2 separate regions of the Homo sapiens genome follow, and region 1 is linked to region 2. Evidence: chromatin contacts called from ENCODE Hi-C or POLR2A ChIA-PET data. All regions are on one chromosome and are shown on one strand. The core of a region is the stretch at or near the end of the contact, and the rest is flanking DNA. Distances in the headings are between cores, read along the strand shown.

What was found. Hi-C counts contacts between places; a loop is a spot of excess contacts on that map. ChIA-PET counts read pairs that join two places held with the same protein, here RNA polymerase II (POLR2A). Pooled maps may share reads with other maps.
Region 1: a loop to region 2 is called in a map of K562, with 3 times the contacts of the local background. The contact joins two enhancer-like sites. A Hi-C loop is called at or near these places in 1 of 168 maps with a recorded cell type or tissue (K562), 4 of 37 single-sample maps with no recorded cell type and 9 of 50 pooled maps. POLR2A ChIA-PET finds 5 or more read pairs at or near these places in 3 of 52 experiments (BJ, activated CD4-positive, alpha-beta T cell and activated T-cell).

What each region holds. Positions count from the first base shown.
Region 1 is chr7:131,505,814-131,510,875 of GRCh38, forward strand. It overlaps PODXL (podocalyxin like), which reads right to left. Exons shown (of 9, transcript NM_001018111.3): 2 at 5,015-5,062; 3 at 4,423-4,518; 4 at 3,552-3,772; 5 at 3,138-3,215; 6 at 766-913; 7 at 447-508; 8 at 55-222. Among named protein-coding and RNA genes, the nearest start is that of PODXL, 48 kb to the right of the region's middle. RefSeq lists an enhancer at 1-760 and a silencer at 2,301-2,360. Within about 2 kb of position 2,243, at least 3 of the 41 ENCODE cell types and tissues checked have a DNase peak (open chromatin) inside an H3K27ac peak, as active enhancers do.
Region 2 is chr7:131,039,266-131,044,838 of GRCh38, forward strand. All of the region lies in intron 3 of LINC-PINT (long intergenic non-protein coding RNA, p53 induced transcript), which reads right to left. Among named protein-coding and RNA genes, the nearest start is that of LINC-PINT, 68 kb to the right of the region's middle. RefSeq lists an enhancer at 5,369-5,513 and a cis regulatory region at 5,441. Within about 2 kb of position 1,351, at least 14 of the 41 ENCODE cell types and tissues checked have a DNase peak (open chromatin) inside an H3K27ac peak, as active enhancers do.

The sequences.
Region 1 (5,062 bases), core at 993-3,492, 470 kb after region 2:
GTTCCTCTGGTGACCTGGGCTGCTTCCCCTGTGTGGCTGCAAACAGCTGCTTACCTGGTCCTTCCTCTGGGAGAGGCGCTGGTGGCAGCAGCCATAGAGGGCCGCCACGAGGAGCAGGAATGATGCCATGCAGACGATGGTGATGATGAGGGGCATGCTGAAGCGGTCCTCGGCCTCCTCCGGTGGCCCCTGGTCCCCTAGCTTCATGTCACTGACCCCTGCCTGCATGGGAAGTGGCAGAGAACAGGCTGGGGGCATCCTCTCTCCCTCAGCCCCCGGCTTCACTGTAGAGCCCCTCCGCTTGCAGTCTGCTAGGGTCCGTGCCGCCGCCCTCTTCTACATGCAGGCACATGACGGGGTTCCTCCCCACAGAGAGAGGGGAGTAACCAGACCTCCCACAAGGGGCTTCGGAGCCACTCTGTCCCCACACTTGGGGGGCCGCTTACCTCCTTTAGTTCATCCCATTTGTCCTTCAGCCGCTCGTACACATCCTTGGCAGGGAGCTTAGCTGTGGGAGAGGGAGACGATGCCCAATGGCCCAGCCCAGAGCGAGGCAGTGGGGGACGGGGACTGCGCCCCAAGAGAGGGACGCACCGTATCTCAGTCTCCTGAGTGTCTCTCGGGTGACCTGGGAGGGGGTGTGGCTTGACAGTTCTTAGGGAACTGAAGGGGCACCACTGTGACCCACCCTCCAATGTGGCTTCTGCATGCCCCCCATTCCCACCCATGCAGGCCCCAGCCCAGGCCCCCTTGCCCTCCACTCACTGTGAATAGTGATTTCTTTGACGACCACGGTCTGACTTCCTGGAACAGATGCCAGCCGTATGCCGCACTTATCTTGGGCCGGGTTGAAGGTGGCTTTGACTGCTCGGCATATCAGTGAGATCAATTTCTCATCCGAAGCGCCCCCTGCCTATGGTGGGGAGAGCGCAGGTGACTCCGCGGGGAGCGTGACAGCAGCCTAGGCCTGTGGGGCTGCCCTCCCAGCTAAGGTCGGGACAGTGCTGTTGCTGTGCTAGAACCTGCCTCCCTCTCTAGCCCCAGCTGGTGCTCCACGCAGGCCTGCCAGGAATCAAGGGTTGCATGCTGTTCTCCTGGGCCAGTTCCTGCCTCCTCTGTCTCGTTCCCATCAGCCCGTTCTCCGCACTGTGTTTATCTGGTCTACGCTTGCACCTTTCATTCCTTTCACCCTAGTGCCTCTTTTTTCCCTCCAAGCTGTTTGCGGATTGGGGGTTGTTTTCATCTCCCTCCCTAGAACGGGCTAGAGAGGGGGCACTGCACAGCAACCCTACCCCACAGCCCGCAGGGAGACTCCAATTCCCCCTAAACTCCCATTCACCAGCCTTTCATGCCCAGTTCGGAGAAATCAGGTGGGGAGGCTGCAGCTCTCAGCAGAAGGGTCTCTACCCCCAAAGCTGAAATACATGTGCCCTTGCCCTAGGCAGAGCCTCTGGCTCTGAAGCCACGGACAGGCTGACAGGGAAGGGGCTCCACTGAGTAGGGGAACAGGTGGGATCTTGAAGCTACCCCTAGGATATCTTGGAGGGGGTCTTATTTAGCTCTAAGAACAAAGATTGTGGCTGACGTGGCTTTAGAGCTGAGGATGAGGGGAGAAGTGTGGGCAGCATGTATCCAGTCCTGCCATGCCATCTAGGGGCACCCCTCCCTGGGGCTTCTCTGACCTGATTCTGGAATAAATGACTAAGACAAAGAAAAGGACTCTAGGGATAGCTTAGCACAGAACCCATACAAACCACCCCTAAGGTTTCTACCAGAATTTCCTTAGGCTTAGTAATTCCCCACCCTGACATCAGGAAGGGATCCAGGGTTTTCCATCTTCCTTTTCTAGCAAAGGGAAAAAAAAAAAAAGTGTCTCACAACAATCACACAGCCTACCAAGCTACATCCAAAAAGAGGGTCTGAGGAAGGGCTGGGCGGGCACCTGACTGTCCCCAGAGCCCATATCATGCAATGCCTGCCTTGTCCAATAAGCCCAGCCCTAGGAGAGCACTGCTCCCTTTTAAAACTCTGGTCTAGATGTAGGCTTTTGTAAAGTTCACTTGGAAAATGCCGGCATAATGGACACCCAAAAGAAAACAACTGCAGAAAATTCAGGCAGCATTAAAGTGTTGTAAGCCCAAATTCTCCATCCTATCTATAGACACCGTGTTCAGGTCTGTTCTAGTTCTAGTTCCTAGGGGGTGGCTGCAAAAAACCGGCACTGACCGGGAGAGGGCAGCAGTGAGCCAGCCATCTCCAGCACCCGCCGCGCTCGGCAGTTATTTACTGAGTGTGCACAGCGCACACTCCCCAGACCAAAGCCTTTGGACCCATGGAGACCGGTGGCCTGAAGGCTGCTCACACACTGCTACCTCCCTCACACAGGTGTGCTCACACGCACGCTCACCACCCAGACTGGAGAAATGCTGGCAGTGGCTCCTGCATTCCTGGGCCCTTTTCTCTCCCACCCATCCCATCAGCTCCTCAGGTTAGAGGGAGAATCTCCCAGCACTGTTCGTCCATCAAGGCTCTCAGATAGTCCACAGACCAGGAAATGTGAAGCCACAGACGATTAAAGCAGACAGACTACACCTCTCATTTTCTCTTGCTTTTCTTTTCTTTCTGTAAAAACAGGGTCTTCCTATGTTTCCCAGGCTGGTCTTGAACTTCTGGCCTCAAGCAAACTTCCTGCCTCAGCTTCTCAAAGTGTTGGGATTACAGGTGTAAGCCACCACACCTGGCCTCACCTCTCATTTTCAATTGAGACATCTGAAACCCAAAGAGATCAACTCACCAAAGTCACTCCCAGAGCTAGGGGCAAACAGGAACTAGGATCAGGGTCCCTCAACTCAGCATACTGGAAATAGTCACACAGTGAAAGCCGAGGAAACCGGGGGGTGGGAGGGGGGGGTCCAGTCCTGTGGGTGTGTCCTGACTTAGAGAAGTCTTAAACCTTGGTCTGTTGCTCTGTAAGATGGGAAAGGACCACTTCCTACTAGGAAGAAATGAGGGCCGGAAAGCAAATGCACCTTAGAAAGATGTTTAAAAATGCACCTAGAAAGAACATACATTCCCTCTCCCTCCCTCAGCCCTGCTGTGAGCCTGCACCTGGCGGCTCAGATCAGCAAGCTACTCACACAGAGGGTGTTTCCTGTGAGGTTCAGGACGAGCTGCTTCTCACTCTGTGTCTGTGTCTCAAGATCCTCACACTTTGCCTGGAAGAAGCCACTGAGATTAAGGTTTGGGCTAATAGTCATGGAATCTTTGACATTTCCCCCCAACTAAGGGGTGACCCAGATAGGAAAGAGTTCACGGCAAGCTGGAGGCATGGCTGGACCCATTCCAGAGCCAGGTATGTCCTGGCTGCGTGGCTTGAGGGCAGCTCAAGCCAGGACCAGGCTAACCAGGGAGAGGGAGGAGGGAATGGGTAAGTGCTGCTCAAAGCCCCAGCCAGGGGCCCTGCGTTGGAGGAAAGAACAGAAAACCTTGTCTTAAAGCCTCTTCTACCCGAGTCTGGGTTCTCCTACTTGCCCCACCCCTGCTGGAGTTACCCAGTTACTCTCATGAGCCACAGTGGGAGAAGGTGTTTTGGGGTATCGGTGGGTAGTTGATGCTGCTGTGGGGCTGGAGCTCATGGTCTCTGGCAGGGTAGGTGTTCTCAATGCCGTTGCCGGGCTCGTGGGCTGCACTGTCTCCTGGGAGGAAGGGGCCGTAGAGCTGGCTGGCATCTGACTGGAGGTCTGTTGAGTTCTTTGCGAGATAACCGATGACGCTGTCATTGGGAAAACGAGGGTAATGAGAAAAGATGAGTGCACCCTTGCGAGAAGAGGACAATCTTTTCTTGCTCTAATAGTTTTCCCAGGTTCTTTGGTCTTACCTCCCACAGAGACGGAAGAAGTGGACTCCTATGACAAGCCAGTGGAATAACCCGGCAAAGTCACAGCAGCCGCAGCAAACGTTCACTGAGCACTTAACTTTGTGCAAGGGACTGGGTGCCTCAAAGGTACTTTCCTACTGAATCCTCACAATCCTCTGGGGAAGGAATCGGCATCATCCCTATTTCATAAACAAGGAAACTGAGGCTCCGAGGGGCTCAGTGATTTGCCCGAGTTCCTGTGCCAACAATGGCAGGGCAGGGATTCGAAGCCAGGATTATCTCAGCCGGAGCCCGCACTCCTACTGTGTGGCACCCTCCTGTGGAGCGGTGGCCTGCTGACTTCAGACCATATGCCTCTGATATGCAGCAACATCACCAGGAGCGCTCAGAAACTCTGGGTCCACAGGTCTGAGATGGGCCATGATCCTAAGGCTCTTGATCCATAGGTAGATTTTGAAATTGATTTACTAGGTTAAGACAAGCTCTTATAAATAATAAGTAAGTAAGTAAGTAAACAGGTATCGGCCGGGCATGGTGGCTCATACCTGTAATCCCAGCACTTTGGGAGGCCAAGGTGGGCAGATCACCCGAGGTCAGGAGTTCAAGACCAGCCTGGCTGACATGGTGAAACACTGTCTCTACTTGAAAAAAAAAAAAAAAAAAAAAAAAAAATTAGCTGGTGTGCTGGTGCACACCTGTAGTCCCAGCTACTCGGGAGGCTGAGGCAGGAGAATTGCTTGAACCCGGAGGTGGAGGTTGCAGTGAGCAGAGATCATGCCACCGCACTCCAGCCTGGGTGACAGAGCGAGACTCCATCTCAAAAATAAATAAATAAATAAATAAATAGGTATGAAATAGAAACTATTCCCCTCTCAGGTTCAAGCAATTCTCCTGCCTCAGCCTCCTGAGTAGCTGGGATTACAGGCGCCTGCCACCATACCCAGCTAATGTTTGTATTTTTAGTAGAGACAGGGTTTCGCCATGTTGGCCAGGCTGGTCTCGAACTCCTGACCTCAGGTGATCCACCTGTCTCGGCCTCCCAAAGTGCTGGGATTACAAGGCATGAGCCTTTTCAGAGCCATCACGCCTGGCCCTGAAAAGTTTCTTGGTGCTTGAAGAAAACCAGGCATTACTTACGTAGGGTGGTGGTCATCCCCGGGCTTGTGAAGGTGTAGCCAGGGATAG
Region 2 (5,573 bases), core at 101-2,600:
TTCATGTGGCCAACAGAGAATAATGGGTGTTCCCACATTTTGAAACAAGAACAAATTTCCTGTTGGAAATAAAAAAAAAAATAGGGCTACAGAGCTCTTTTTGCTTTTTTTTTTAAAGTGGCAATCTTGAGAAGTATTTACAAGTTTGTAATTCTATACCATGCACTAGCAATGATCACTTTAAACAGGCTACTACACAGATAATATAAAACTATGCATAATTTCTACAGTAATTCCACTTCCCTTTCTTCTGCTCAAGAAATTACTGGATTTCAAGTGACCGAAATTATAGTGATAACTTTGACTTTGTCAAGTTTCACACATCGTGGGGCCAAGATTTGAGCCAGGGCAGTCTGACTCTGAATTTGAACAGTGTTTAATTGCCAGGAACAAACCACAGGGAAAACTTCTAAACAGAAGAATACAGAGCAAAAGGAAATGCCTAGGATTGTTCTTTCTAAATTCTCAACATTTCCCAATACAAAAAGTATTATGGTATAATTACAGTTCTATAAAACAATGTGCTCTATGTATAATAAAAATACCAGCAAAATAAAGAGATTACCTGAAAATTGTAAATCGAAGGACACATTCACATAACTGAGATACAACTGGATTTTTCCCTAAATTTGTTAGATAATTCCACAATTGCCAATTTCGCTCTGTTTGTTGAGATCTGATCTTGGTTTCAAATTTTAAAATTTCACTGTATAATAAAATGAGTTCCATGTCCCTAGGGTTGGGCCACGGAAACAATGTTCTTCTCTGTTCCCACCCAATGTGAGCTATGTATGACAGCAACACATCACATAAAAGGATCTAGAAGCTCAAAATAAAAGGGGAAAAAAAAGTATGTGGGAGGGGAGCAGGATGAAAAGATTAAAATATTTTCTAACTCACTAATTTGAAGCAAACAGGTTTTGTACATATCCAAGGCACTGAGCACAAACAATCCAATTTCAACTGATGTTAATTATTCAGGACTACTACTAAGAAACTAAATTTTAAGTTCTATATTTGTTTAATATAAAAAATTTATAATACAGTTACAAAGGAGGAGAAAAACAAAACAAATATATCAACATGGTCAGACATTGACAATAAAAGATTGTTGACTGGGAATGAAATATGTAACACTCTGTCAACAAAGCTTTTCATACCTTAAAGGAATTTTATACGTAATCCCTTCCTCTTAACCCATTATGTGTTTCGAGTTCCTCTTTCTCCTGACACTGTCAAAAAATCTTTTTCTTTAACGTTTTCCCAGTAATCCAGTTATTCCTAAATTTTCAGCGACATTTTAGAAAGAAATCCAAACCTCAGCTCAGGTTAACATCTATACAGGCACTCCCTCTTGTGGTACAAAGGGAAACTGCCTGTTTACTCCAGCGCTCAAGCCCAAGAAGTCCTTTGAGTTTTAGCGCACTGAAGCAGGTTCTTTATTGTCTTCATTTTATAGACCAGGAAACAGCACAACTGAGGTCCAGCAACTTACTTCCTCGAGGCATAACAACCAGAGAACTGAGATTCAGCTCAGATGTCTGATATCCCTATCCCAAGGCCATGCACTTTGCACCATACCTCATGATCTACAACATCTATTCACCCTGTTCTTTTTGTTACCAAATTTCCAAGAATACCTGTAAAGCAGGTAGTGTAGTGACCACATATTACTGAAAGATGCATTTAATGCAATAAGAAGAATCTAATTTTAAACTTCTACTGTTTTGATGTAGTTTCAAAGCAGCTGCTTAGCTTGTATTTTCAGTTTAATATATTCGTGATCATTAACAAAACAGCGAAGTGAATAATGGGCATAAATTTTCCTAAGAAGAATCATTTTCCATACTTATTTTTCAATATTATCAAAAAGTATGTAATTTTGTGGGTTTTTTTGTTTTTTTTTTTTTTGAAACAGAATCTTGCTCTGTTGCCCAGGCTCGAGTGCAATGGTGCAATCTCGGCTCACTACAACCTCCGCCTCCCAGGTTCAGGCTATTCTCCTGCCTCAGCCTCCCGAGTAGCTGACATTACAGGCGCACACCACCATACCCACCTAATTTTTGTGTTTTTAGTAGAGACAGGGTTTCACCACATTGGCCAGGCTGGTCTAGAACTCCTGACCTCAGGTGATCCCCCCGCCTTGGCCTCTCAAAATGCTGGGATTACAGGCGTAAGCCACCGCGCCCAGCCGTAAACAGAATTTTATTTTGTGTGTTATGGACCCACTTGTAACCAAAAGCGCTTCTTTGAAGGACAAGACAAATAATTAGAATTTCCAAAATAATAAACTGTCATCCTTATTTACATGTTAATGTCAATGGATCTGAATAAAAGAATTTATGCGGCCGGGTGCGGTGGCTCATTCCTGTAATCCCAGCACTTAGGGAGGCCAAGGTGGGTGGATCACCTGAGGTCAGGAGTTCGACACCAGCCTGGTCAACATGTGAAACCCCGTCTCTACTAAAAATACCAAAATTAGCCGAGTGTGGTGGCGCATGCCTGTAATCCCAGCTACTCAGGAGGCTAAGGCAGGAGAATCGCTTGAACCCAGGAGGCGGAGGTTGCAGTGAGCCTTGATCGTGCCACTGCACTCCAGCCTGGACGACAAACTGAGACTCAGTCTCAAAAAAAAAAAAGAAAAAGAAAAAGAATTTATGCTTTGTGTTAATGGCATGTCATAAAATTTCAAAACCTGCTGATTCCCAAACACCTATTTTATTTATCTTCATCATGAATTTATATGATGAAAAGTACCTCCTTTACAGGTTTTAAAAGTTAAATGAGCTATACAAGTCAAGGACTGGTTAGTCTTTTATAAAGTTCACCTTTTTCATCTTCCTTTTACCAGAGAAATATAAAGATGTACTCCCATAAATGGTAAAAATACAGAGGGAAGAAGGCAAGACAGCAAGTAGAAAAAATAATTATCAAAAGCACTACTGAATTCTTCAATGTGACAGGTTTTCACCTGCAAGAATTTTTCCACTCTGGAAATGCCCCGAAGTGTCCCACAGTGATTCCACCTGTACAAGTGAGACTACAGCCCATGATGCTGCCCAACCACAGTTGGCCAAGACCTCCCTAGCTGCCCCTTTCTGCCTGATGTGCCACGTGTGTCCCCCCCCAGAGCTGGGCCATGGAGCAAAGAGGATCAGCTTTAAAGCCCAATCAAACGTAGGCTGCATTCCCCTGATCAAACCTCCAAAGTGAATTCCTGGTTTCCTAACTCAATAAGCAAAACAAACAGATGCAACCTCCAAGTATTTTGTATTCCTCACCTCAGTGAATTCCCCACCACTTGCTGAGAAGGCCACGGCAGAAGCTGAACTAATCCTTGACTCCTTTTTCTCCAATATTCTCCCTATCCTGCCAGTCAAAAGGGCATATAACTCCCAGTCACTGAATCTCTTGACTCAACCTCTCTTCTTTAATCCCAATGCCACAGCTTTAGATAAAGTCCTTCCAACATCTTGCAACCTGGATAACAGCCAAGTCCTATTCATCCCTCTCAACCTGGCTCTTCCATGCCCTCCTGCAAGGCCTTCCCCAGCCCTTCTCTGTGGATGCCCCTCCTCCGTTTTGAAGCAGACTGGATACCAGCCCCACCCCGCCGCCATGCTTCTTTTATCCTTGCAGGTGGGTGTGTCTTTATCTTCAGGGTGCCTGAAACATATGAGTGTTCCACAAATTTTTGTTGAATAAGGGATTTCCTTTTGAGGGAAGGAAAAAGTGAAAAAGCACAATTTGGTTAACTAAGCTGGTACTTTATTTGGAAAAATGGCTTAATGAATTTCAGTTTAAGATCCGGTTTTTTCCAAAATAAATTTTTTCTGTTTGCATAAACTTGGGCAGAATCATGGGCAGGATGTTCTAGGGTCATTGTATTTTCATTAAAATTAGGTAAATGTCTAACTGAAAAATGCCCACTTTTACCCAAGTAAGTAAAATTCAATCTTCTATTTTATATATGGGGGGATTCAGGGGCAAAGGTGTGAGGTCACTAACCCCAGAGATAACTGATTCCTGTCTGGTGCAGAAAATGGAAGTGCTCCAAGAGGGCATCTCTCTGCTTCACTTCCCCAACCACTGCAAGGATCTTATGCTCAGATTACCTGATGTCTCTACATATATGGGAGTTGGGGTCAGGTGGGTGGACACCCAGGCCTAGAAGCAAAGGTATTAAGCCACCATCAATTTCCTTCCTAAAGAACTAAAAGGTGAAGGATAGGGCCAGGCACGGTGGCTCACGCCTATAATCCCAGCACTTTGGGAGGCCGAGGAGGGCAGCTCATTTGAGGTCAGGTGTTCGAGACGAGCCTGGCTGACATGGTGAAACCCCATCTCTACTAAAAATCCAAAAAAAAAAAAAAAAAAAGCCAGGCATGGTGGTACATGCCTGTAGTCCCAGCTACTTGGGAGGCTGAGGCAGGAGAATTGCTTGAACCCGGGAGGCGGAGGCTGTAGTGGGCTGAGATCACGCCACTTCACTCCATCCAGCCTGGGCAACAGAGCGAGACTCTGTCTCAAAAAATAAAATAGGCCGGGCATGGTGGCTCACGCCTGTAATCCCAGCACTTTGGGAGGCCAAGGTGGGGAAATCACCTGAGGTCGGGAGTTTGAGACCAGCCCGACCAACATGGAGAAACCCTGTCTCTACTAAAAACACAAAGTTAGCCAGGCATGGTGGCGCATGCCTGTAATCCCAGCTACTCCACAGGCTGAGACAGGAGAATCGCTTGAACCCGGGAGGCGGAGGCTGCGGTGAGCTGAGATCGCGCCATTGCACTTTACCTGGGCAACAAGAGTGAAACTTGTCTCAAAAAAAAAAAAATTAAATTAAAAATTGAAGGATAACCCACCACCATAAATTTGAACTACTTTACACAAATTGAATATTAATCCAAAAAACATGTTTTCCAGTGGGGAGGGGGGTGTTAATAACTATTTAACATAAAACCAATCATTTGACAAATGATATGCAAGGGAAATACAGCTATTCCTGGTCACTAAATTCTGGGAAAAACAAGTAACTCTTTTTACGATTTAATTTAAATTATTTTACAATGTAACTAATTTACAAATAACTAACTTACAATTAGAATCCAAAAAGCATTTGGCATAGAACATGAATTCAGTGAACCTCACCAAAGTATTCCAAAGCAGTATGTTACAATGAAGTCAGTACTATAGTTCAATTCCTTGAATGGAAATTTTTTTTTTTTTTTTTTTGGAGTCTTGCTCTGTCACCCAGGCTAGAGTGCAGTGGCGTGATCTTGGCTCACTGCAAGCTCTGCCTCCCGGGTTCACGCCATTCTCTCCTGCCTCTACAGGCGCCCACCACCGTGCCCGCCACCACGCCCATCTAACGTTTTGTACTTTTAGTAGAGATGGGGTTTCACCGTGTTAGCCAAGATGGTCTCGATCTCCTGACCTCGTGCTCTGCCTGCCTTGGCCTCCCAAAGTGCTGGGATTACAGGAGTGAGCCACCATGCCTGACCTGAATGGTCATCTTAAAGAGAATTTGAAATTTTGAGTGGCCACCCACGTTTAGTGGCTTTCTTGAGGTATAA